Linked DNA regions of Homo sapiens: regions 2 and 3 are each linked to region 1. The links are chromatin loops, found by intact Hi-C in ENCODE. Cell type or tissue: natural killer cell. All regions are shown on one strand.

Evidence for each region. Hi-C counts contacts between places; a loop is a spot of excess contacts. Peaks named below come from ENCODE experiments on the same cell type or tissue, not always from the same donor. Only the 100,000 strongest peaks of a DNase experiment are listed, where the experiment ranks them.
Region 2: a loop joins it to region 1, with 4 times the contacts of the local background. A loop is called at or near these places in 6 of 110 quality-filtered maps.
Region 3: a loop joins it to region 1, with 3 times the contacts of the local background. A loop is called at or near these places in 6 of 110 quality-filtered maps.

Annotation. Positions count from the first base shown.
Region 1 is chr2:233,986,779-233,994,778 of GRCh38, forward strand. The region is part of intron 21 of TRPM8 (transient receptor potential cation channel subfamily M member 8); the gene reads left to right. Among named protein-coding and RNA genes, the nearest start is that of SPP2, 60 kb to the right of the region's middle. RefSeq lists an enhancer at 3,749-3,798. In natural killer cell, no CTCF peak of the experiment used is centred here; DNase peaks (open chromatin) are centred at 3,933 and 4,623; H3K27ac peaks cover 2,643 bases.
Region 2 is chr2:234,098,382-234,106,381 of GRCh38, forward strand. No RefSeq gene overlaps it. Among named protein-coding and RNA genes, the nearest start is that of SPP2, 52 kb to the left of the region's middle. In natural killer cell, no CTCF peak of the experiment used is centred here; DNase peaks (open chromatin) are centred at 2,490 and 3,910; H3K27ac peaks cover 2,483 bases.
Region 3 is chr2:234,485,533-234,493,532 of GRCh38, forward strand. ARL4C (ARF like GTPase 4C) reads right to left here. Exons shown (of 2, transcript NM_001282431.2): 2 at 7,509-8,000. Among named protein-coding and RNA genes, the nearest start is that of ARL4C, 7.5 kb to the right of the region's middle. In natural killer cell, no CTCF peak of the experiment used is centred here; DNase peaks (open chromatin) are centred at 3,569, 4,849, 5,349, 6,509 and 4 weaker places; H3K4me3 peaks cover 3,246 bases; H3K27ac peaks cover 7,759 bases.

The sequences.
Region 1 (8,000 bases):
TTATAAGAGAAAGACAACTCATAGAAAACTTGTCAGAGAAAATAAATAATTCAGAGAAAGAAAAGTCCAATGGCCAATAAGCACATAAAAAAGGACTTAATCTTGTGGATAGGAAAGTTCAGGTGGAAACAATGAAACGCTGTTTTAAACCCAGCAGATGAACGAAAGTTAAAGGGAGTCTCTGGTGTTGGGATGATGCTGGGAAATGGACATTGCTACTGGGAACCTGACTCACTTCCCATTCTTAGGAAAGTACTTCAAAAATAGTTATTAAAGGAAAAACATGCAAACCTCTGTCGGAACTCTCTCACATCTGGGAATCTATCCTAAAGGTGTATGTACAAAGATGTTTATTAGATCACTATTTGATGTCTATCACTAGGGAGAGGCTAAAGAAAGTGTGCTGTATCCACACTGTGGAATATTATGCCGCTCTTAAAAGACAAAGTTTGATCTATATCTGTTAACTTGAAAGAATGGTATTTTTTAAATATAAAAAACAAATTGCAAATTAATTTTATGGCATAATATTGTTTTCTAAAAATAAAAACATGGACTTTAAAAATCAAATATATACTTCTCTGGTTACAATGATCACACATTACATTCATAATTTAGAAAAGAATATAAGGAAAAGACAATTGTCAAATAGAGCCCTGAGATTCCAAGATGCTCAAGGACTACAGATGAGGGTCACCTGCCTCATTTGTCCAGTGGCCTCCCCCTGAGCAGGGCTGTGTGGAAGCACATACCTCTGGGGACATCACATAGCAAAGGGGCTGAGCAGTGTGTGGCCATCTGGTCTCCCAGTGTCCAGAGATGTCCTTCTCCAGTCCACTCCAGTCTTCTTTACACTGTGACCAAAAGTGATGTTTCTAAAACATCACCGATGTAGTTTGGCTGTGTCCCCACCCAAATCTCATCTTGAATGGTAGCTCCCATAATTCCCTCAAGTTGTGGGAGGGACCCAGTGGGAGATAATCGAATCATGGGAGCGGTTTCCCCCATACTGTTCTCATGGTAGTGAATATGTCTCACGAGATTTGATGGTTTTATAAGGGGAAACCCCTTTTACTTGGCTCTCATTCTGTTTGCCTGCTGCCATCCACGTAAGACGTGACTTGCTCCTCCTTGCCTTCCATCATGATTGTGAGGCCTCCCCAGCCACGTGGAACTGTGAGTCCATTAAACCTCTTTTTTTTTTTTTTTCTGTAAATTGCCCAGTTTTGGGTATGTCTTTATCATCAGTGTGAAAATGGACTAACACAGTCATTGTTCTGCTTAAAATTCTGGAAGGATTTCAATATTTCCCTACAGCATTCAGGATAAATTTCAGTCTTCTCAGCTTCCCCACCATGCTCATCCCCTGCTCTCTGTCCCCCGGCAGGCCTCCCATATGCTCCTCTTTAAACAGGGTGAACTGCTATGCCTGATGCTTTGCACATACTTGTCCTCTGTCTGGATTGCCTGTTCCATCCCGAACTTCTCTTCCTGCCCAGTTTCTGCTTGCCCTTTACAGAGCCAGGAATCATCTTTTGCCAGGGTGGTACCTGATGGCCTCCCCACTTCACACAGAGACTCTTTGAGCCCCTATGGCACTCTTTTACTTGCATGGTAACAACCTTCTCTCCTTGAGAATGGCGAACTCTGGAGGGTGAAGATTGTGCCCGCCATCTCAGCACCTGTCACTTTGTGGGTTTATTCAATGAATGAAAAAAATGGGTTCTTACCCATGTTTAGTTCATTATTTAGTTATTAGGAGCTTAGCTTCCTGGTGTATTATATACTGAGAAGCACCAATGGTGAGTAACAAATCAGCAAGAGAATCATCATGTAAAGGTTTAACATCTGCTCTGTGCCAGGTGCCTGGGCCATGAAGATTATGTGGCTGCTAGTTCCACATGGCCCTAAGAAGGGAAGGGGAAACTCTCCCTCACCACCTAGCTGGTGGCAGGGAGGGACTTGAGGATCCAGAAGCCTGTCTGACTCACAGGCAGCCAGCCAATGTCATGATGTCCAAATAGTGTCCAAAAGTCAGAGGGGCCAACATCTGAGCTGCAGAGAGAAGCAGCAGGTTATGGGTGATTATGTCTCCACAAGAGAGGGAGCAAAACAGACCAATCCCAAAACCTGAAGCAAAGGCGAGGGCGAAGTGGGATGGCTTCAGGCTTTTCTTTACAGTGATAAGATGTCATAGCTACACTGGATAGTCCTGTAAGAACTCACCACTAACTATATTTACAGACATTAAACAAAAAGACCAACAGCTCCTAAAACCATGGCCTTTGAGTTATGCTAACTTGGTAAATCTCAACGAGGCACATGGTAAAATATTTAGAGCTTTTTTGAATCTATGCACATGAGCTGTCTGAAGGAGCCATTCATGAGAACCGGGCACTTTTGTAATCCATTACCTGCATTTTGATAATGAAATGATTGAATTTGGAGCTGAGAAAGATGGGAGCCTCGTCTGTCACTTTCAGGTGAAGGAGATGAAGTCCCAGCAGCTCAGCGTCTGTGGTCCTGGCCGCGCGTTATCTGGCTTAACTCAGGTCTCTTCCCCACGAGGCCAGAGCCACTGCATCACATCCTACTGTTGCCCCAGTCAGTGCTTAAGTGTGACAGCTTGCAACATCCCTGTCCTTGGGGAACCTCCTCGATTAGCTCCGGCTTAAACCAGAGGCCTTTTCCTGGCTAATACCTGTCTGGGGACACCAGAACAGCGAGAGACGCCGTGTTGTTATCCTTAGGTTAAATCCTTGGAACACTGTTTCTGATCATTTTTAAAGTTGTTCAGGGCTTACTCTGTGAGCAGATGGCCCCAGGATGTGACCCTTCCCTGGCACCACATCAAAATACTCATTTAAAAGCTTAACCATACACAATGGCAACCTTATTAACTGCAATGCAAATGTACCTTTGGGAATTCTGAAGGAGTATTGGAGTGCTCTCTAGATGGTATTCAACAGAGAAAGGAAATGGATGTGAACATCTGTGATTATTCTACATTAAAATTATCGATCACAGGGCCTGTGTGGCTTATCAGCGGCAGGAAGTGAATTTAAAGTCAGTAAATGACTCCAGGTCGACTTACCAGGAGCTAGGGCATTTATAAGCATTGTGCCCTGAAGATAAGTTCACCCCAGGCAGTTCTGAAAAGGACTCGTCAAACATGTCCTGCTGTAGAATAATTTCTAAAAATGTTTTTCAGATCTTAGGAGTAATATAAACATGCAGAAAAGTAGAAGGAAGAAAATAATGACCTGATACAAACTAAAGGTTTGAGTGCTGTGTGAACAGTCTAAGGGAGGTTATTGAATTGGGGTGAAAAGAATAGAAAGAAGAGCGCAGATAATTGTAATAGTAACAATAGCTAATATTTATTGAAGCTTTCCCATGCTGGGCACAGGTTCAAGTGCTTTACAGGGGTCGCCTCATTTAATTATTACTCATTTCTGTGTAGGTGTGTAGCCGGTGGGCTAGTTCAGGTTCTTGACTTTGGGACAGAAAATAATTTGAAAGTGAGTCAAAAGCAAAAGCAAGCAAGAGAGTTGACTGCAAAGCCAAAGTACACTCTAGCAGCCGGTCAGAACGGGCCACTCAAAGGCAAGACAGCTCTGTCTAATACTGGGGGATCTCCCTTTATGGGAAATTTGCATGATTATTCATGAAGGGGTGGTAAGGGGTGTTGCTATTAAGCATGTTAGGAGTGGTTTCTTAGGTCCACATGTGCAGTGGCTGTACATGCTAGTACATCCATCGCATGTCTTATAAGCATTTTAAATCTCCACCTGGGGGTGTGTTTTTTACTATTATAATGAGCACAGGTCAGCCCAAGGACACTAATCACGGGTTTCTGTGCTTGTACAAATGTGGGGATTTTTCTCTTCTGCTCCTGCCTTTTTGCTGTAGGGTGTTCTAACCACGAGCTCAGGATGCGGTCTGTGCACTGTTAGGTGGTTTGTTCTCTTCATCAATTTGACAAGTTTCTTGTTTCCTGTCAAGGGAGGCTCTGACCACCTCATCTAACCTGCCTCAGGTGCAGCCTTATTGCCATTTTACACGTAAGGAGTGGGAGGCAGAGAAAGGTTAAGTCCCTGATATTAAGGGAAGAGATGACATGGAAACATATGAATATAATATATATAATATAATGTAATACAAACAGCATGGAGAGGCTATTTGCAGAGGAGGGAGTTATTAATTGTGAGATTGTTGGCTGGGGGAGCCTAGGATCTGCAGCAGCAGCTAGGTGGAGGTGATGTTTGCTTGAAAGATCATGTACCCAGAGCCCCAAGTGTTGGTAGGAGAGGTAGAAGCAGGGGAGATAATGTTAGTCTAGGGAGGAATCAGCAGCCGGGGAGGGTGGAAATGTAGGCAGGGGCTAGGTTATGGAGAGTCTTTTATAGTATATTAAAGAATTTGGACTTTTTCCTGAAGTTGAAGAGAAATGTCATGGGTCTTCGTGCAAGTATATGGCACAGTCTTAGTTGGTTATTCTGTTAGCAATATACTAACCTGAATTATCAATTCCAAAATCAGTGTGATCCAATCGCTTGTCATCTCTTACTGCTGGCTGTTGTTGGCTTTGTACCTGCTTTTTTGATGTTGCAGAATGAGAGGGGAACCAGGATGTGTTACACAGTTTAACATACACACCAGCGCATCAGAGAGAGCGAAAAGTCACTGTCACCACGGGCCATGGGGCAGTACTGGCTAGATACTGCCTGTGTGCTGGGGAAGGAGCGACAAAGGAAAATCCATGAAATCTACGCAAAGTTTGGAGGAGGTGTCCATCTGATAGGGAATTAGCTGACAAGTTTCTTGTATTTCAGTGTATTTGAAAATTCTGCCATTGTTTTAGCATCTACTTTTTCCTTGTGAATTTTTTGCAGACTTTGCATTCTGTTCTGTGGATCTGTCTTTGTATTTTGGTTTTTACTACCAAATGGCTTTGATTACTGAAGTATTTTTTTCTTTTAGGCGTTCTAACATCTGTTGTACAAGTTTCCCTCATTATTCTTATTCAAAACTTTTCTGGCATTTCTTGTATATTTAATTGTACAGAGGAGCCTAAGGCTTATCTTGTGGATTCTTTCTTCTTTCTCCTTCCCCCAAAAATTCTTGTGAATATTATTATGATGATGTTAGGTTTGTAGAATCATTTAAGGGAATTTGGCATCTTACTATTGAGAAGAAATGCTATGATTTTCATTTATTCAAACATATATAATTTCCCAGTAAAGTTTTATGGTCTTTTTCATATGGATCTGGCAGATTCCTTGTTAATTTGTTTCCAGCCACTTATGGTAGGGGGAAAAAAGTAAGGTACTTTTTCTATTATGTTTTTTCAGTGACTACGTTTTGGTACGTAAGAAGGTTATTAAAGTTTTCCTTATTTATTCTGGAATGAGTCTCCTTACTAAATTACTTTTCTTTTTTTTTCTTTTTATCATGTCATGGAAAGTTCCTCCTCTTTTTTGTTTATTAAGCTCCTTTCTCTTTCTCTTCCTAATCAGAAAAGGATGTTATATGTTGCCAGAAGATTTCTAGCAGTTATTGAAATGCTATTTTTCCCTTTGATCTAGTATTATGATGCATTGTACAAAAGATGAATGACATAAATGTTCTTAATATTTAGTCATCCTATTCCATGGTCATGGTGTGTTATTCTTTTAAGGTACTTCTGGACTTCATTTATGTACAAAGTGATCTGAATTCTAAACGTCTGTTCCCTCTTGGTACCATTTCCACTCTCAGTGAGTTTCTGAACTGCTGTCCCTCTGCATGGCCTCTCCTTCCTCCTCCTCTCCTGCTCAGCTGGTTTCAGGAGATGGACCTCAGCTGTCACTGCATGTCTCCAGCCAGCTAGGTGTTTGCCAGGGACAGGACGCCAAGGGCACAAGATATCGCTGGAGATGCACAAAGGGAAAATTGCAGAATTCTCTCAGGGACAACACCAGATGGCCACTGGTTGTCAAGGAGACTTTAAGAACCATCTCAGATGGGGCGGGTGAGACCCTGGGCATGAGAGATGGTCTCTAAGCTGCTACAATGCTTGCTTTGCTGAGGGGGTGTGCACGTGCTGGCCCAGAAAATCCTTTTCTGCAGAGTTCAGTCTCCCCTTTACAGAATTTGAAAACAATGTCTACAGAATATAAACATTGTTTTAGGAAAGCAGGTGGAAGCATCGCTCCATTAGGAGCCCCCCTCTGGAGAACCCTCATGTCTATTTGGCTGAGTCCTGGACTGACTTGAGAGAAAAAGAACATTTTGGAAGCTGCTGCCATATGGGTCAGCTGTACCTCGGTGTATAAATAAATCTCAGCCTAGCCAATCCTGAATATGCATTATTTATGCAAAACGGCTTTTGGGTATTAATGTCCAGTTATCAGCTGGTTCATTCACACCCCCTGGGATGCCCATAAGAGTTCTTGCTATTTGTCTGGGAAAGCATTGCTGCTCACTGGATCCACCTTTGCCCTTGAGGTACAGAGGAAGCTACTCTTCCAGCAGGAGGGGCCGTGCAGTCAACCCAGTTGTCCTGAGGAACAAATGATTGGTGACCTATGAGGCAGAGCTCTTTAAAAGTAGGGAATGATACAAACACAAAGCCTTATTCATGGGCACTGGCCTACGTGCACTGTAGCTCAGGGATCACAGACTTTCTCTGTAAGGGCCAGCTAGGGTCATTGGTCAGATGTGTCAAAAGAAGCAGTATTCAGTGATGCTGTACCCACCTGCACCTCCCTGCTTTGTAAAAGCCATTCTTAGCTCATGGACTGTACAAAAACAGGTGGGGGGCTTGGCTTGGTCCCAAGTTGCAGTTTTCCAATCCCTATTTTAGATGATCTAGAAGACATGTTTTTCCCTGACTCCAAGTGGCCACTTAAGCCATGGTGCAATAAATCTCTTCCTACTTGGACTCTTGTGGGCTGCGTTTCCACTCTGAGCTCTCTGAGGAAGATGGGGGGCCCACTTGCCAGAGAGAATGCTTTCCCCTGCTCTGAGCATCCTGGAAGTTTCTCTTTTCAATAGGACTTATTGCTTCCTTTGGAATAATACCTCAGAAAACAACATCAATGCACAAAAATGGATGCAGTTGTTTTGATTTTTTCTTTGGTGTTAGAGTTTTGGGAAGTCAGTATAATCCATTTTTTGACTAGATATATAGTCAAAGATTTCTATTTCCTTTTTTGAAATAGAGCATCTATTTCTTTTTTGGAAATACAACATTGCTTAAAGTATTTTCACATTCATCTCTTCTTATTTTTAGGTTAAATTCCCCAAACTCGAATATTTCAAGTTACTTCTAGGGACAATAATTTGAATGGTAATAGTTGTTCTGGCCCAAGTAGTAAACTGATTTCTGGCAAGTTCTTAGCCTGAACTTCCCTAATCGGGGGCTGCTGCATGCACACGTGTCTCGTTGCAGCCGCAGAAACATGCAGTGCATTTTGTAGGCAACAGAACCAGCTGTGGACTAGAAAGGGTGGATGATGATGCTTGCTATTAGCCTCAAAGCAGCCTGACCTACATTTGGAAGAAACGCCAGGCTGGCTGCTAGATTTGACTGGCTGCACTATAATACATCCCAGTCCTGGCTGTTTTTCACCTAAGTAATCTACCACTCAGGGTTGATGTGAGGATCAGTCAACCAACCAATTTACAGGCATAGCATAGGAGCTTACATGGAGGAGATGTTTAATAAACAGAAATCCTTTTCTTTTAAGGATCTCACCCTGTTCAAGAGGCACCTGCTACAAGTCTGCCTTACACGGGATCCAGGCCCTAGTGTAGATTGCAGAGGTGTTCCATTCGTCATTAAACACCAAGATAAACAAAGCTAAACTTTAAGCAAAGCCAATAACCATTGTCTGTGTTGGTCAGTGTTTTGCGTAGGTATCCGACATTTTTTTTTGCTTAAGATATTTAAGTCTAATGTAATGTACTAAGGTGCAAGAATGAGGTCTCGTAACATATGTAATCGATTTTTCTGC
Region 2 (8,000 bases), 110 kb after region 1:
TGTTCCGGGCAATATATTGAAAACAAAGGTTACTAGACGGCAAATCAGACAACCTGCTTTAACATCTGGAAATGACTTTGAACAGAGTAACTCAGTGTCTCCAGGTTCTGCTCACACATCTGAATATGAAAATAACAACATCTGCCCAGCATATTTTTCATCTGAGCTGCTCTGCCCCCCAACCTCGTTGCGGTGATCGGTTCTCCAACACATTTTGGGTAACTACTATGTAAAAGACACATTGCTAGGGAGGAAATATCAATGTAAATTGTGGAGCATTATCTAAATGTAAAGTCTCGTTACCATTAATAAAACACTCATCTGGAAACTATATACAACATTTTATTTCTTCTTCAACTACTGGTCCTCGTCCACCTCCATAAACTTCCCGGCTCTTCTATTACTCACATTAGAGAGAAAAACAAAATGCCATCTTTTTCATGCTCTGTCACCTTCCTCCACTGAACAATAACCATGTCGACCGGCAATATCAGAAAGGTCATCCGGTGAAGCGTTCACTCTGCAGTTGTGCACCACTGGGTTTTGAGAGTGCTGGCTAAATATTTTAAGTGATGGATGTCCCTGCCACTTCTCACTTTTCATTTTTTATTTAATCAGTCTCACATGGATCAGGAAAAACACAAACCTTTACTCCCTGTGAAAACACTGTAGTCAAAACAGATTAAGCATGTTTAACTCAGGCTATGGTAGCATGCTAGTAAAAAGCACTTGGTATAGGCTATGAATTGAATTTTTCACTGCCTCCCACCACCCCACTAAAAAAAGAGATATCTAAGGTTCTAATCTTTAGTACTTCAGAATGTTGTTTTGTCTGGAAACAGGGTCATTGCAGATGTGACTGCTTAAACTGAGAGGAGGTCATTCGGGACTAAGGTGGGCCCCTAATCCAATATGACTGGTGTCTTTATGGAAAGAGGGTCTGTGAAGACAGAGCTACACAGGGAAAAACCGTGTGACAACAGGGGCAAGATTAGAGTTAATGCAGCTGTAAGCCAATAAATGTCAAGGATTGAAGCAACCACAGAAAAGGGAAGTATTCTCCTCTACAGGTTTCAGAGGAAGCACGGCCCTGCCAATGCATTCATTTCAGATTTCTAGCTTCCAAAACTGTGAAGCAATACATCTCTGTTGTTTTAAGCCACCCAGTTTGTGGCACAGACATCCCTCAGTATCCCTGGAGGATTAGTTCCAGGTCCCCGCATGGATACCAACATCCACACATGTTCAAGTCTTTTATATAAAGTAATGTAATATTTGCATATGACCTAGGTACATCTTCTCATATACTTTAAATCATCTCCAGGTTACTTGTAATAGTACCTAACACAATGAAAATGCTGTGTAAAGAGTTGTTCTACTGTATTGCCCAGGGAATAATGACAAGAAAAAACTATGTACATGCTTCAGCACAGATACAGGCATTCATTCTTTTCTTTCAAATATTTTCGATCCATAGTTGGTCAGATCCATAGATACAGAACCCACAGATATGGAGGGCTGGGGATACTTTGTTATAGAAGCTCTCTGAGACTAATACAGTATAGAAGAAGTTTGAGAAAAGGAGGTTTTCCAAATGGTGCTGTATTTAGCTATCTATTGCTATATAACAAATCACTACAAACTTAGTCACTTAAAACAACACCCATTTCACAATTTCTATAGGTCAGGGACCTGAGCATAACTTACCATCTTCTGTTTCAAAGTCTCACATAGTCTACAGTCAAAGTGTTGGCCAGGTGTCTCACCTGAAGGCTCAATTGGGATAGAGTCCGTTATACACTGGTGGTGGGGCCTGGTCCTAGCTGTAGTTAGTGTGCAGGTGACAGAGGGGGCCGTTGGGTAGGCTCTTAAAATCAGCAACAGAGGCTCATCTATCTTCAGATACTAAGAGAAAGGATAGCTTGTCTTAATCTAATAGGTTAAAATCTGTAGGGACGGCTGGGCATGGAGGCTCACGTCTGTAATCCAAGAACTTTGGGAGGCCGAGGTAGGCGGATCACCTGAGGTCAGGAGTTTGAGATCAGCCTGGTCAACATGGTGAAACCCTGTCTCCACTAAAAATACAAAAATTAGCCGGGCATGGAGGCAGGTGCCTGTAATCCCAGCTACTCAGAAGACTCAAGCAGGGAGAATTGCTTGAACCCACGAGGCAGAGGTTGCAGTGAGGCAAGATCAGGCCGCTGCACTCCAGCCTGGGTGACAGAGTGAGACTCTGTCTCAAAAAAAAAAAAAAAAAAATCTGTAGGGACAAAAGAACAGAGTATATTTAATGTAGGTAAACTGTGGCTTAAACTAAGACTACATGTTTGGGTATCTTTTCTGTAGTTGACATATTTTTGGAAATGTAATATTTTTGGCCATGTCAAAATAAGATAGATCGACAACTGAAGAAATGAAGGCTTCTTGTCATTTCCTTTTGTGGTATTTTAGCGAAATCCGTGGTAAGACCTCAGTCCTCTGAAATGTTGGGACTGTAGGTGAAAGCAAAAACAACAACAGCACAGCTGACATTTCACATAAAATTGTGTGCCCAATGCTTGCATTTACATACTCAATTACTTTCCTAGAACATGCATGTTAAGACATATATCTACCATTTTACATATATATTGAGCCTGCACTATATGCCGGGGACTATGCTTGTCACTGGAGATATGGCAGATAACAAGACAAGCTTTGTGGTTAAGATTTAAAGGGATAAATAATTAAATCCCTTGTCCTCAGAGTGCTAAATTGTGTCACACAGAAACATAAGTATCAAGTATGAATAAAAACTGCTTTGTGACTGATGGATTAGAAACTACAGTGCGATTCAAAGTCCAAAATTGACTTCCTACTTCTCCATGGATGTATAGTGGAGACCCCGTGAATGCTTCTGCCCATGGTAAAGTGGTGGGGAAAACCTTTGTGGTCTGTAGGTTGGGGGAGAGTGATGAGAGATGGAGAGACAGAGACAGAGGGACAGGCAGACAGAAAGAGAAAGGGACAGAGACAGAAAGAGACAGAGGGAAAGAGGGAGACAGAAGAAGAGAGAAAGGCAGACACACACACACACACACACACACACACACACACACACACACACACAGAGTCTTGTTCAAAGTCTCTTCCCTTTTATCCTCCAGGGAGCAGGGATGGTGGGCATGGCCAACATGGGGGACTGTTAGCAATCCTGCTCCTGGTTAACACCTCATCAGAGATGTGGCTCTCTGTGGGATATTTTTGAGGAGAGGGCCTTCTGCTTGGTTCGCCTACAGGGCCACTGGCTAGCCGGCTCTGGGGCAAAGAGCGTGGGCCAGGGAGATTGAGAGTTGAAAGTGATTTTGCTATTTCAGGGTCTTTTGACTTCAGGTGTGTTACTTATCTTCACTGAACCTCAGTTTGCCTACCTGTAGGATGGGATGTTTCTACCTACCGTAGTGGGTTGGGAGGATTAAGAATGAACACACGCCAACCATGACATGTGTGATATGTAGCAGGTGTTCAGCGAATGTTGGCTTCCTCTTCTCCCCCTTCAAGGCTGGTTTTTCCATCCCCTTTCCATTCTTATTGTTTCCTTCTAATATTCCTTCCATTCTGAGAAAGAGTAAGCTCAAATTTCTTCAGAAGTTTTGCAAAGGTTTGGTGGAGGTAGGGGAAAGAGTAAGAGGTTCTTTTGGCACCAAGTTTATTGCACTTTGGAGTTTTCCATGACTTGTGAAGGGATGGGGTGAGAAGAGAGAATGGGACCATAGACTTGGAGGTATCAGTGTCAGGAAGTCACACAGAGGTTGGAAGGTGGAGGCAGGAGTGCCCAATGCCCTACACAGGTCGTTGTCATCCTGCAGACTCCAGGAGGGAGAAGCAGGTCAGGTGAGTTCTGTGCACACCAAACCACGGGACTACAGAGACTCCTTTGTATTAAAGAGAGTATTGCAGGTGGTTGCTTCCTGTCAGCCACCTCTGATGTGAAATGGCTGAGTTACTAGGAGAGACCTTGTGTACAGTCAGGCATACATTTCAATTACAGTTCAGCTACTTTTTAGCTGGATTTCTCTGAGCAAAAAATTTGACTTCTCTGAGCCTTTATTACCTCATAGCGTTTTTGAGAAAATCACATGGGAGAATTTCTAAAAATGTGCTCCATAAATAGCGCTATTTTGATTTTGGTGTCTACGCAACCCCAGCATCAGCTCTCCCTGTTGCTGTCCAGAGTTACCTTCCTCCACTTTAAGTTAATCCCACCTGCAGGGGACCTTGGCCATTTATATGGCTTTATACCATAAGTGTACTTTATAGTACACATTCATAGTATAGGGCTGGGGAGGTATTATTCAAGCTACCAAAATATAAGTAAGAAACAAGAGTCTCATTGCCCTTTCTGGGAAAAGGATGGGCAGCAAATACTTTCCAAGGTCTCCTCTGCCTCTCTCAGATAGGGCCTGGGCCACTGCTTCCTCTCTTGCTGGTTTCCTCCTGGAGCTCTGGTGGAAAAAAGGCTACCCTTCACTTTCCTGCCTCTTCCCTGAATTTTCCCAATAAACCAGTAACTTCAGAATCTCTCTCTCTCTCTCTCTCTCTCTCTCTCTCTCTCTCTCTCTCTCTCTATCCATTCATCTATCCATCTTCCTACCTATCAGGGTTTGGCAAACTCTTCTGAATAGCAGGAAGGAATTACAGTGTAGAAAGAAAAAAAAATCAGTCAAGTGTAACTGTTCTCATAGTTCCAGGGAAAAGAATAATAAATGAACTAACTCATTCACAGACAAAATGCACCAATCCTGGCTTTACCCCTGGTTTTGAGGATAGCCTTCCTATCCTCATTCCATCCACACTTCCCTCTTAAATCAATAAAAGGCAAAATCCTAAACTTCTGTTTGGAAATGTGGAAAGGAATATGCAGGGAAGCAACATGATCGTCCCTAAAGCCAGTCTGGAACCAAGTGACTGACAGAGGCCCACATAGGCACATGATGTGTGTAGAAATCAGTCTAGGTGTATGTCCAGGTGTGTTCAAAGACTGAATGGAGACCTCCTCTGCAACTGCTGATCTCTCTTGACTAAGGAAATTGGAAACCTAAACCTAAAACAAAACAAAAAACTCACACATAAACCTGTGTCATGAGTAACTTCACTGGACACCAGGAAAAAGTCTTTTAGGCTGGGAGAAGGCCCTGGTCCATAGGCCCCAGCAGCCTCTCCCTATAGTTTGTCCAGGAGCTTAGCTCACTAACAATGAGTCTGAATAAAGAAGGAATCAGTACAGAATCTATACAACAGCAATATATAAAAAATGAGAAAAGAAATAGCAAACATATACAGCAGATAAGCAAGCCCCACAGAAAAAACGTTACCATGGGTCAGATGAACATTGTGATTAAACCAATTGCTGAGAATTTTCTAAAATCTTAGTGAAGAAACAGAGTTTTATAAAAAAATAAGCCAGGCACAGTGGCTCACACCTGTAATTCCAGCACTTTGGGAGGCTGAGGTGGACAGATTGCTTGAGCTCAGGAGTTCAAGACTAGCCTGGGCAAAATGGCAAAACCCCATCTCTACAAAAAAAATACAGAAATATGCAGGCATGGTAGTGTGTGCCTGTAGTCCTAGCTACTTGGGAGGCTGAGGCAGGAGGATCGCTTGAGCCCAGGAGGTCAAGGCTGCAGTGAGCTATGACTGCACCACTGCACTCCATCCTGGGCAACAGAGCAAGACCTTGCCTGAATAAAAAAATAGAATTCTTTAGAAAACCAGAGCCCAAAGATAGGGGCTCAGGGATGACATGGTCAGATAAGAGAATGAGATAAAGCATGAATTGAGAGAGGTCTTGAAAGGGGTGGATGAGAAATAAAACGACTATAGGAAGGAAAGCCAGATGGGAAGCAGTGCAGAAGGGAAGAGCTGATGTTGAAACTGTCAAAGGTAATGGATGATAAGATGGAGAAAGATGGGAAAAAAAATTCATATGAGCCAAGAGTCATAAGAGGATTGCAGAGAAAGTGAGAAATAAGCAAGACAGACAAAGAAGTTCAAACCACCCATAATTGATGCCTCCAAAGAAGATAACCAAATATGTTATTACATATTTTAAGAAGGTTGGGGGTAGAAATTGGGGAGATGTTGTTCAAAGGATGCAGAATTCTTGTTCATTAGAGGAGTAGTTCAAGAGATCTATTGTATTATACACTAGATATACAATGGTGACTATAGTTAGCAATATATTATATTTTTTAAAAATGCTGAGAGTGGATGTCAAGTGTTCTCAACATAAACATGATAAAACTATGTGTGGTAATGCATAGATTCATTAGCTAGAGTCAGTCACTCCACAATGTGTACATACTTCAACCATATGTCATACACAGTAAATATGTACAATTTTATCTGTCATTAAAACATAAATAAATTCAACCTTCCTACCAAAAATAAAAAATAAAGATATAATCCAAGTACAATTACTAAAAATAAAGAAAGACTTGGCTCTTCAGCTTGAAAGATCATAACAGTATGTCTTAGAGGGAAATATTTACAGAACCATTGATATGGAGCCTCATCTGAGTGAAGTTACTGAACATCAGAGAGAAAGAAAGAATCTTTTGGACAGGTAGATCAAGAGACCAAATTACCTCTTAACGGGAAAATACCAGCCTGGCTCACAGCCTCAATCGACCCTTGAAGTCAGTAGAGCAAAGTCTACAAAGTCCTAAAGAGAAAACGTGTATTTTATAGCAGTCTGTACCATGCATCATAAATAAGACAGCAGAAAACATCTTTGAACCTGCAAGCGCTTAGGGAGTGTGGTTCCCATGAGTCACTTTCGAAGAAACTACTAAAGGATGACATTCAGGCAATTTTTTACTGGAAAAAAAAATATGGTAAAAAGACCACCAGGGAGCACTGACTGACTCCATTAAGGTGTAGGGTTAAGACCAAAGTGATCTGGTTACTGGCATGTCGAAATTATGCAGCTGATGAAAACCAGGAGACAAGGAAACTGTGTACTGGAGAAGGTAAAGGAGGCAGGTGTTTTCCCTTGTTTAATATTTGCTATTTTCTGAATTTTGGCCCACAGACACTTATTATCTATTCAAGAAATAAATAATGTATTTAAAAACAACATGAAAAGGATGAGCCAACAGTTGAAGCTTCACTGTCTGTCAGCTAGAAACGAAAAGATATGTACAGTTCTGTATTATCTCAACCACAACAAATTGGGGTGGAGAGGAGTTGTTCTCTCACACAGTCAGGAAAAAGGATAAGAAGAAAAAGGAAAGGAAAGGGAGCATTCTTTCTTAGGGTTGGCATTTTCCCGGCAACCAGCATTCGAGTCATCCTTCTACAAGGACACCTTGTTACGTTGGTGTGCATTTGTGAAAGGAAGAGGTTATTGGGCTGACGTTTCATATCAAATGATGTCCATAGTGAGCCTGTGGCTTTTCATTCCTGTGAGCCTCACTAGATCCCCATGGCTTCCTTCCCCAAGTTCTGCCCTAACCTTGGTTCCAGAGTGGTTCAGATGGCATCTAAGCCTCAGCAGCTGGTCTCTGGTGGTTCAGTCCTGGATGCCTTCTCATCTTCAGAGCCACCCGTTTTCCATGTTGTAGTCTCATTCATCTCTCTGGGCCTCAGTTTCCTGGCCTGGGATTCTGCTTTGCTTTGTTTGGCTTTCTCCTACTCCTCCCAGCTTCTCCCCCAAGAGAATGTGGCCTTTTCCTTGAATCCCAGCCCAGTAGCAAGACCCTACCATACCTTAGAAAGCTCTGTTGGACAATGATAGACTGAACCCTGTCCTCATTGTGTCAAAGCCTCCTCAGTGGGACCCTTCCACCTTCTTTTGCAATGTCCAGTTCTATTTTTACATTAGGCTTATTGTTATTGTTGAGTGGCGTTTGGCTACCTGACGTCCCAGTGTGGACCAAATTAACTTCATGACCTTTGACTTGAATGGGTAGGTTTCTTGCCAAGCTCTAACATCCCTCTCCTTCTGTTGGAACGTGGAC
Region 3 (8,000 bases), 500 kb after region 1:
CTAGGGAGAGGGAACTGCCAGTGCAAGGACCTCTTGCAGGCTTCCTCAACCTCAGTGCTATTGACATTCTGGGCCAGATCATTGTCTGGGGAGCTGTCCCAGGCATGGTAAGATGTTCAGTGGCATCCTGGCCTCTACCCACCTGATGCCTGTAGCCCCCTCCCCTTAATGGTGACACCCAAGCATGTCTCAGGACATTGCCATTGCACCTGGAGGACAAAATCACCCATGGTTGACAGCCACTGCTTTAAAGGGACCAGAGAAACATGGCTGAGGCACGAAATTTTCTGGGGTGCTGGCATGATACAAAGCCAAGGTCCCAACAAATGAATGAATGCTCTGATGCTTGCATTCAGGGAACAGCAGCATCAGCCTCACTGGGAACTTACTAGAAAAGCAGAATCTCATGACATACCCCAGCCCCACCAAGTCAGGATGCGCGATGCAACGGAATCCCCAGGCAGGCAGTAAGTATGCCCATCAGATTTGAAAGGCGCTGGTTCAGAGATCCCTGTGCGGTCCTTCTCAGCTGCAATGGTGGTGGATGCTGCACCAATTAGGAGTCCATTCATGAGACAGATATCCTGGGGTACCTGCCATGTGCAAGTTTCCAGCTCAGGGCTGTGTAGAGCTGCCTCATGGCAGGTGCACAGGCTCTGAGGTCAGACTGCCTGGGTTCAAATCCTCACTCTGCATAGTAGCACTGTGACCCTGGCAAGGCACCCAGCACCTCCAAGCCTGTTTCTGTATTTCTGTAGTGAGGCTAATGATAAAAATAGTCCTGATTCCATGATGTTTACTGTCAGGGGTAAGAAGGACAGCCCAACTAACATGTTTGGCTCAGTGCTTGGCACTCCAAAAGTGGTCAACCTTTGTTTTTAAGAGTATCTATCTGTCTGTCTATCTGTCTGTCTGTCTATCCAAAGGAGGCAGTTGGTGGAGGCAGGAAGTACATGCCTACCTCATAGTGCTTCAGAGAGGATTAAATGAGATGACTGTCAAGTGCTCAATTCAGCATCTAATATAAAACAAACACTGCATGAATGGCAGTAATTAATATTATCAGAATAATTTCTTTTGAGAAAATGAACAGTGGTAAAGGGCTTAACAATGAATGACGTTCTCAGCTGTTTACTCTGAATTACACTCTTGTGGCCAGAATGTCCTTGGCTCCTTGGCAGTAATTGTCAAACCAGGATGGGAGCAGTCAGTCCTTCCACTCCCCCAGCCTGGGCCAAGCAAGGCAGGTTTCCATCTGCTTGTGACCTCTTGTCACACACAGAGAGGGTGGAGAGGCTTCTCTCACATGGCAGCTCTTGTGGGGAGCTCTCATTGTTTTTGCAACATCAGGGTTGGTGATGGTGTCTGAAGGATAGCTGAAATCCCAAGCCCTGAGTTCAGGCAGTCCTGGGGTTGGTTATTCCAGCAGTTGGATGACATTTTCTAAGACCTAGGTTCCTTTCATATTTCCTTTCTGCCATCCTCAGTGTCTGGGTTGGCTCTCCTCATGGGATCAGGATGGCTGCAGTCACTCCAGGCATCACATCTTCATTTGCTGAAATTCAGAGACAGCAAAGGAGAGCCATATGGTCCCTATGTCTCATTTTCCAATATAAAATTTTTTTTCCAAAGCCCACCCGCTCTCTCTTCTACAAAAAGCCTTTCCTTTCATCCTCATTGGTCAGAATGGCAACAGGACCTATCCTAAGCAAATTGCGGGCAACAGGAATGATTGATTTTATGGTTGATATTAATTTCTCTTAAAGCTGGGGATAGGGTAGCCTTTTCTGAATACAAAACCATGAGACAGAAGGTGCCATCCAAGCAAAATCAGGGTCCTGCCAGCAAGATAAGATATTGACTGTATAGGTTACCTGCAGTGTCTCCTTCTGAGGCCTTCACCCCATATCAGACCCTTTAATCTCTGATTCCAGCATCCAATTATCTATACAATCAGATTCAGGAAGAGCAGAATTAAGACACAGCCTGGATTTCAGGGGGAAGTAGTCATTCGCAATACTTCTGCAGGAAATTCTTAACTCTATGACAGCAACCGGATTGCAGGCAGACCACACATCTCCCTTTAGGTTGATGGAGCCCTGGTTTAGAACCCGGAGCTGGGCCCACACCAAGATTCCCATCCATCCCAGGATTTCTAATCAGTTAAGGCATCTCTTGGGAAGAACTCCATGGAGGGGACTAGTGGGCTGATACACCTGAGAAAGGCTCCAGGAGAGAGAGCCAGTGTCAGATAAAAGGGGGATTCTGGGATGGCACAGCATTAGACACTCAGATAATCCCTGGGCTCTTTGACTCCTGTGTTCCTTATGTGCAAGAGCAGACACTGAGGAGCCAGGCCCCCGAAATATCTGCAGGACATTGAGAATGGGGCGGACCCAGGTGGGGTCACCAGTGTTTGGGGTTAGCAGTTTGAGCCATCATGCTGATCATGATGATCAGCTTCTCCAAAACCTGCAAAACTGGCACTGCCTCCAGGAGTCAGGGAAGGAAAGGAAGTGGAGGAGGCTGAGGACATGTGGAGGAGGCTGAGGACATGTGTACAATGAACATCCCTCCCTGCCCCAGGAAATCTCTGAAAGAGTTGGAGAAGGATTTTGAGGGGGGCAGAATTCTTCACATGGCAGGTACCAGGACCACAGAGTAATATCCTTAGGGAACATACATTGCTTCTGGCTCTATCCCAAGGCTGGTGTGGCTTGCAATGGTGGGTTTGGTTAAATTTGTGACTTTCTCTTTGGTAAAATGATGGATGCTTTGCACTGGAGTCAAGCACCTCACTTGATCATTTAGGCCTGACTCACCTACTAGAATATCAGCCCTCTGAGGACAAGTGCCTTTGCCTATATCACAGTCTCCCCAATATTGTGGGTGTCACTATTGGTTGTCCATTCTGTTTTTGGAAGCTTTTTTATATGATAAATACAGCATCCCAGCACACTTCAAATTACATAGCAATGCAAATTTTCATTCATGTAATAATGGATTCAAACACATATTTATGAAATAAACTGTTGCAATGATCATTACTTACCATGATGCCTTTTAAATGTTACAATTGTAGTTTTTTTAGTTGTTATGAGGCATAGGCAGTTGAAATTAACTGCACAGTGAGTTAGCGTTTAAGGAAATGGAAACACCCAGGAGTAGCCATTAGAAGAATGAGAATTCTGCAAACCACAGATAGAGGAGGCTCATTTCCCCCACAGCCACTTACTGGAAACTTCCACTAAAGATTCAATGCCCAGAATCTCACAAGGAAAGATGTTTTCCCTTAGGAAGTCTCCTTTGGTTTACTCTCCATGAGCTGGAAGTCTTATCAGTGAAAATGAAGAGGGAGCGAGCACCAGGGCTGTTTGGCCTGTCTGTGAAAAACAGACCAGCAGAATTCCCCTACACGCAGGAGGGGGCATCCTGCCATCAGCGGGGAGAAGGGGTCACAGCCGAAGCATCATATGCATCCTTGCCGTGTGTGTGACTTGCCTTGCAGCTTGCATGGTGCTTTTCTGTCTAGTGTTTCATTTTACCTTTAAAACAATACTGAGAGGTAGGCAGGATGGGGATTCTCAGCCTCATCCTGTAGTTGAGCGGTCTGAGGTTGAGTGGGGTTAGACAGGTGACTCATTCAAGATCACATCCCCAAATGCAGACCCAGTGACACCTGACACTCCTCCCTGTCCATCCTCTGTGGGGTAGGCATCGTCCCCGACACAAACACTCCTGAAAGGAAAACTGAAAACAAAATTGTTCAGGGACAGAATCTGAAGCAAGAGGGGTTGTCTTCTAGACACTGGGAGGTGCTAAGGAGAGAAAGCAAGGTGCAGTGCTGGGATGTCGGCAGAGCCCTGGCAGTGGGGGAAGGGGGAGGGGAAGGAGGTCACCCTTTCTGTCATCAGCATGAGGGTGGTGATGCAGGCTGGCAACACAAACCGTCCATCCTCGTCTTCCTAGATCCAGAGCCCCAGATTTATTATTATTTATTTTTTTAGACGGAATCTCGCTCTGTTGCCTAGGCTGGAGTTCAATGGTGCAATATTAGCTCACTGCAAATTCCGTCTCCCGGGTTCAAGAGATTCTTATGCTTCAGCCTCCCAAGTAGCTAGGATTACAGGTGCCTACCACAATGCCCGGCCAATTTTTTGTATTTTTAGTAGAGACAGGGTTTCACCATGTTGGCCAGGCTGGTCTCAAACTCCGGACCTCAGGTGATCCACCTGCCTTGGCCTCCCAAAGTGCTGGGATTACAGGCGTGAGCCATCGCGCCTGGCCCAGAGCCCAATATTTTTTAAACTGCAGAACCTTCCTGATCAAAGGGCAGCAGGTTAGTGGAGCCTCCAAGAGCCCAGCCCTTGGGTTGAAGGGATCTGGGTCTTAAACTAGTTCCACCCTCGCAGAACATTAGCTAATCTCCTCTGAACCTCGGTTTCCTCATCTGTAAGTGCAAATAAAATTAGTTGATCTCTTGGGGCCTTTGGGAGGAAAAATTATCAAGGAAGTGAAGCACTTAGCATGGTATCTAGCATATACTAAGCACTCAGTAAAGGCTGCAGTGGCTATTACCATGATCATCTAGGACTAACAGGGACTATAAACCAGGCTGTGCCTAATGTTACTATGTTACAGTAATTTTAATTAACAAATGCAAACGAGATGCTCGTCTTCTAAAAGGCATGTTATAAAAACAACTTTAAAAATTGCTTGTTTTGGTTACTTCTTTCACACCATGCTGCCATGCTCCATGCAGAATGCAGTCACAGTTACATCCTGCATTAGGAGCAGTTCACGCCCAGAGTTGTGTGTAAGGTGGTACCATTCAAAGAAAGCCACGGCATATTCTGAAAATTTAGGTGGAGTAAGTAACACAGATCTTTCATTCTCACTTCTAATCTTGGGGAAGAAACAACAGGCTACTTTCTCAGAAACCCTCACATTGCAAGTTCCTCTCTGAAACTGACGCAGCCCCACGCTTAAGTTGAGAACTGGTGCAAAACAAATGTATAAAATCCTCCAATGTCTTGTGCAAATTCTATTTTAAACGAGTTTCAGCTGAGCCAGGGAGAGCCAGAAGGAGAGGGCTGTTTTAAGGATAAGTGAACATGTACGAGACAGCTGAATGAGGAGAGAAGAGAAATGCCTGCATATCAACTGAGATGGCGGATTTCTTTCTGGCAGGCAAATGCCAAGCTGTGGGCATCAGACCTACAACAGGACACAAAGCAGAAGAGAGGTTATTCAGCTGGGCAGCCAGAGAGCTGCTAAATCAAGGACTATCAAGTTCTGCATTTGTTCTCTTCTTACTTTTTTCATGTCAAACCCTTAATCTTCACATCAGTTATATGCACATAATTTTGTCGTTCCTTGCTACCACATGATTGTGACATCAAAACAGTCTAACAGTTAACGCTGGTAACAGGATCGTTCCAAGAACCCAAGCTCTGGAGACGAGCATAAAGGCACAAAACAGTAAGGCCAGGCGTCCCTGGTCTACCGAAAAAAACTTACAAACGAAGAATCGAAACCTTGAAGGAAAAGTTCAGATTGTGGCAAACGAAGAATCGAAACCTTGAAGGAAAAGTTCAGATTGTGGGAAATAGGACAGCGGCTTAGGATTAACACCAACCTCCTCGGTTACTAGTGGTCAGAGGGATGGGGCCACTTGCAGTTAATTTTCTAGAAAACATAACATGATTGATGTTGTCTAAGTATCAGATGTCACTTGGCTCCCCAAGAATGTATTTGTTGAATCAAGATTAAATTAAGGTTGCCCTATAAAGCAAGGGTTTTGGTCTTTGCTTCTTCTGATTCTCAACATTTTTACTCCTGGGGAGCCACAATAGTCCCTAAGTGGTTTTTCAGCCGCTTTTTAGGTTTCAGAAACAGCATCCGTGCCCTTTTGATGTAATCTATGTCCCAATAATTAGTTCCTGCAGCAATGTAAATGATTAAAGTCAAGCCACGCTCATTTTTAAAGAAAAACCTCTAAACCCACAAATGTGTTCACCAATGTGTAAGTTTCAACACGCTTGGTTGGAGCAATGATTCATCTCACAATACTGATCTGGAAGAATAACAATATTTTGTCTATTTTCATTTAAATATTTAATAGGAGATAGTAATTTTATTTAATTCCTAAAGTTTATGACCAAAACTAATTGACAGGAATTAAGTCATTCAGCCAATATTTACTGAGCACCTGCTATATGCTCAGTACTATGCTAGGCACCAGCAATTAAAGAAGATCTCCTCCCTGCTTTGAGGGGATCACAGCCTAGTGATATGGGATGTATGAAAAGTAATGGATTCAAGAGTCCGGCAACCTAAGTTTGACACCTAATTCAGCCTCTTACACCTTTGGAGGAGAAGACCACCTGGGTTGATCAGACGGTCTCCAGGTGCTTGTTTTCACTCCATTCTGGCCCAAGCCCAGAGTCAGCAGCCTAGGTTTTAGTGGGATGAGGATACCAAGAAGTGTGGCTAAAAGGGAGATTGCAAGGACCTGACTTAAAGACCTGCAGGCGGGTGAGGTTATCACACGTTCCACATGTTGGCAGCCAATAACAACAAATTGAAAGCGATTGAACACTTACTGTGTGCCAGGCATGGGGATAGGCGCTTCACCTGTATTATCCTGCTTCATCCTCCCAACAATTCTTTGAGGTACCATTATGATCCCATTTTACATATGAGAAACTGAGGCTTAGAGGGAAAGGACTTGAGCAAAATCACAGGGCCCTAGGCACTTGAGCCAGATTTTGGAACTGGCTCTTTTGGGCTCCATGCTTAAGAGACCCCATACCCCACTAGGGTCTTAACCATCACTTAGTAGCAATTAAGCCTGTCGCTTAACAGCTGCCACGTGCCTCCATATGCTACCCATTGCACCCATTCAAGGTTCTATTGGTTCTGGCCCAATCGCATTTTTCTCTAGAAAGTGGACCTTTTCTCTGCAGAGTCTACAGAGTGTGAGGGTCTAACTACACCTGCTATTTAAGAGAGCTCAAGCCTTGGACTCAAAAAGCATGGACTCAGCCCAGGTACTGAGCAGAGAGACAAAGCCAAGATACTGAGTAGCTTTGTAACTTCCAGCGTTCTTATATTAGTACAAAGCTATTTCCAATTTTATATAATTACCTTTTTGAGGTAATTATCAATTCATGACCTTTTTAGTAAATGAGAGTGCTGAGGAAGGGCTAGACATTGAGGCCATTTTCCTAAAGGATTTGAAATGACGCAGTGGAAGGCACCCAGATGAAGGACAGGCGCAAGTGAACGAGCCTCAAATGCATACAGACTCCTGCATTTTAGCATCCGGATCCACCATTCACGGCAGAGCTAGACCCTGACACCAAAAATTGAGATGACTGATATACCGACTAGAACTCCAGACACCATCTTGTGATCCATCCCCCCACTCAGCAGAGGCCTAGAGAATGAATACCAGCAATGTCAAAAAAACAAACAAAAAATTCCACAGAAAATCTCCCCAGTCATTTGATTGTATAAATAATTTATTTCTGTTCACAGCATCATATATGCATTATAAAAGGCTATGGAAACAAAAGAGAAGGATGATGAGACAGAGAATTACAGCAGTAGAAAGGAAAACAGAAACCAGGGCACACAGTTCCAACACCAGAACAGAGAATTTGGGAAGATAATTGCTCTGAAACAGAACTGGCCTCCCTGTGTCTATTAGAAAACATTTCCAAAGCTCACGGAGGGAGGCCAACTTCCCCTATGGGAAACCCATTCACTCGCCAAAGGGCAGAAGGCATCATAAATCACCCATTGATACATTGGTGGGGGGCTCCCTGTCCCCCTGGTGACCACTCCAAGGTGATTTGATCTGTGCTTCCTCTGTTGGGTCAGAGACGAAACGGGCTATTATTAGGTCAAACATTACAGAAATCAACTGAGACTCTTAACTAGTAGTTGATACACCACAGGGCTTTACTTTACTGCACAATTACTAACAGTTGATT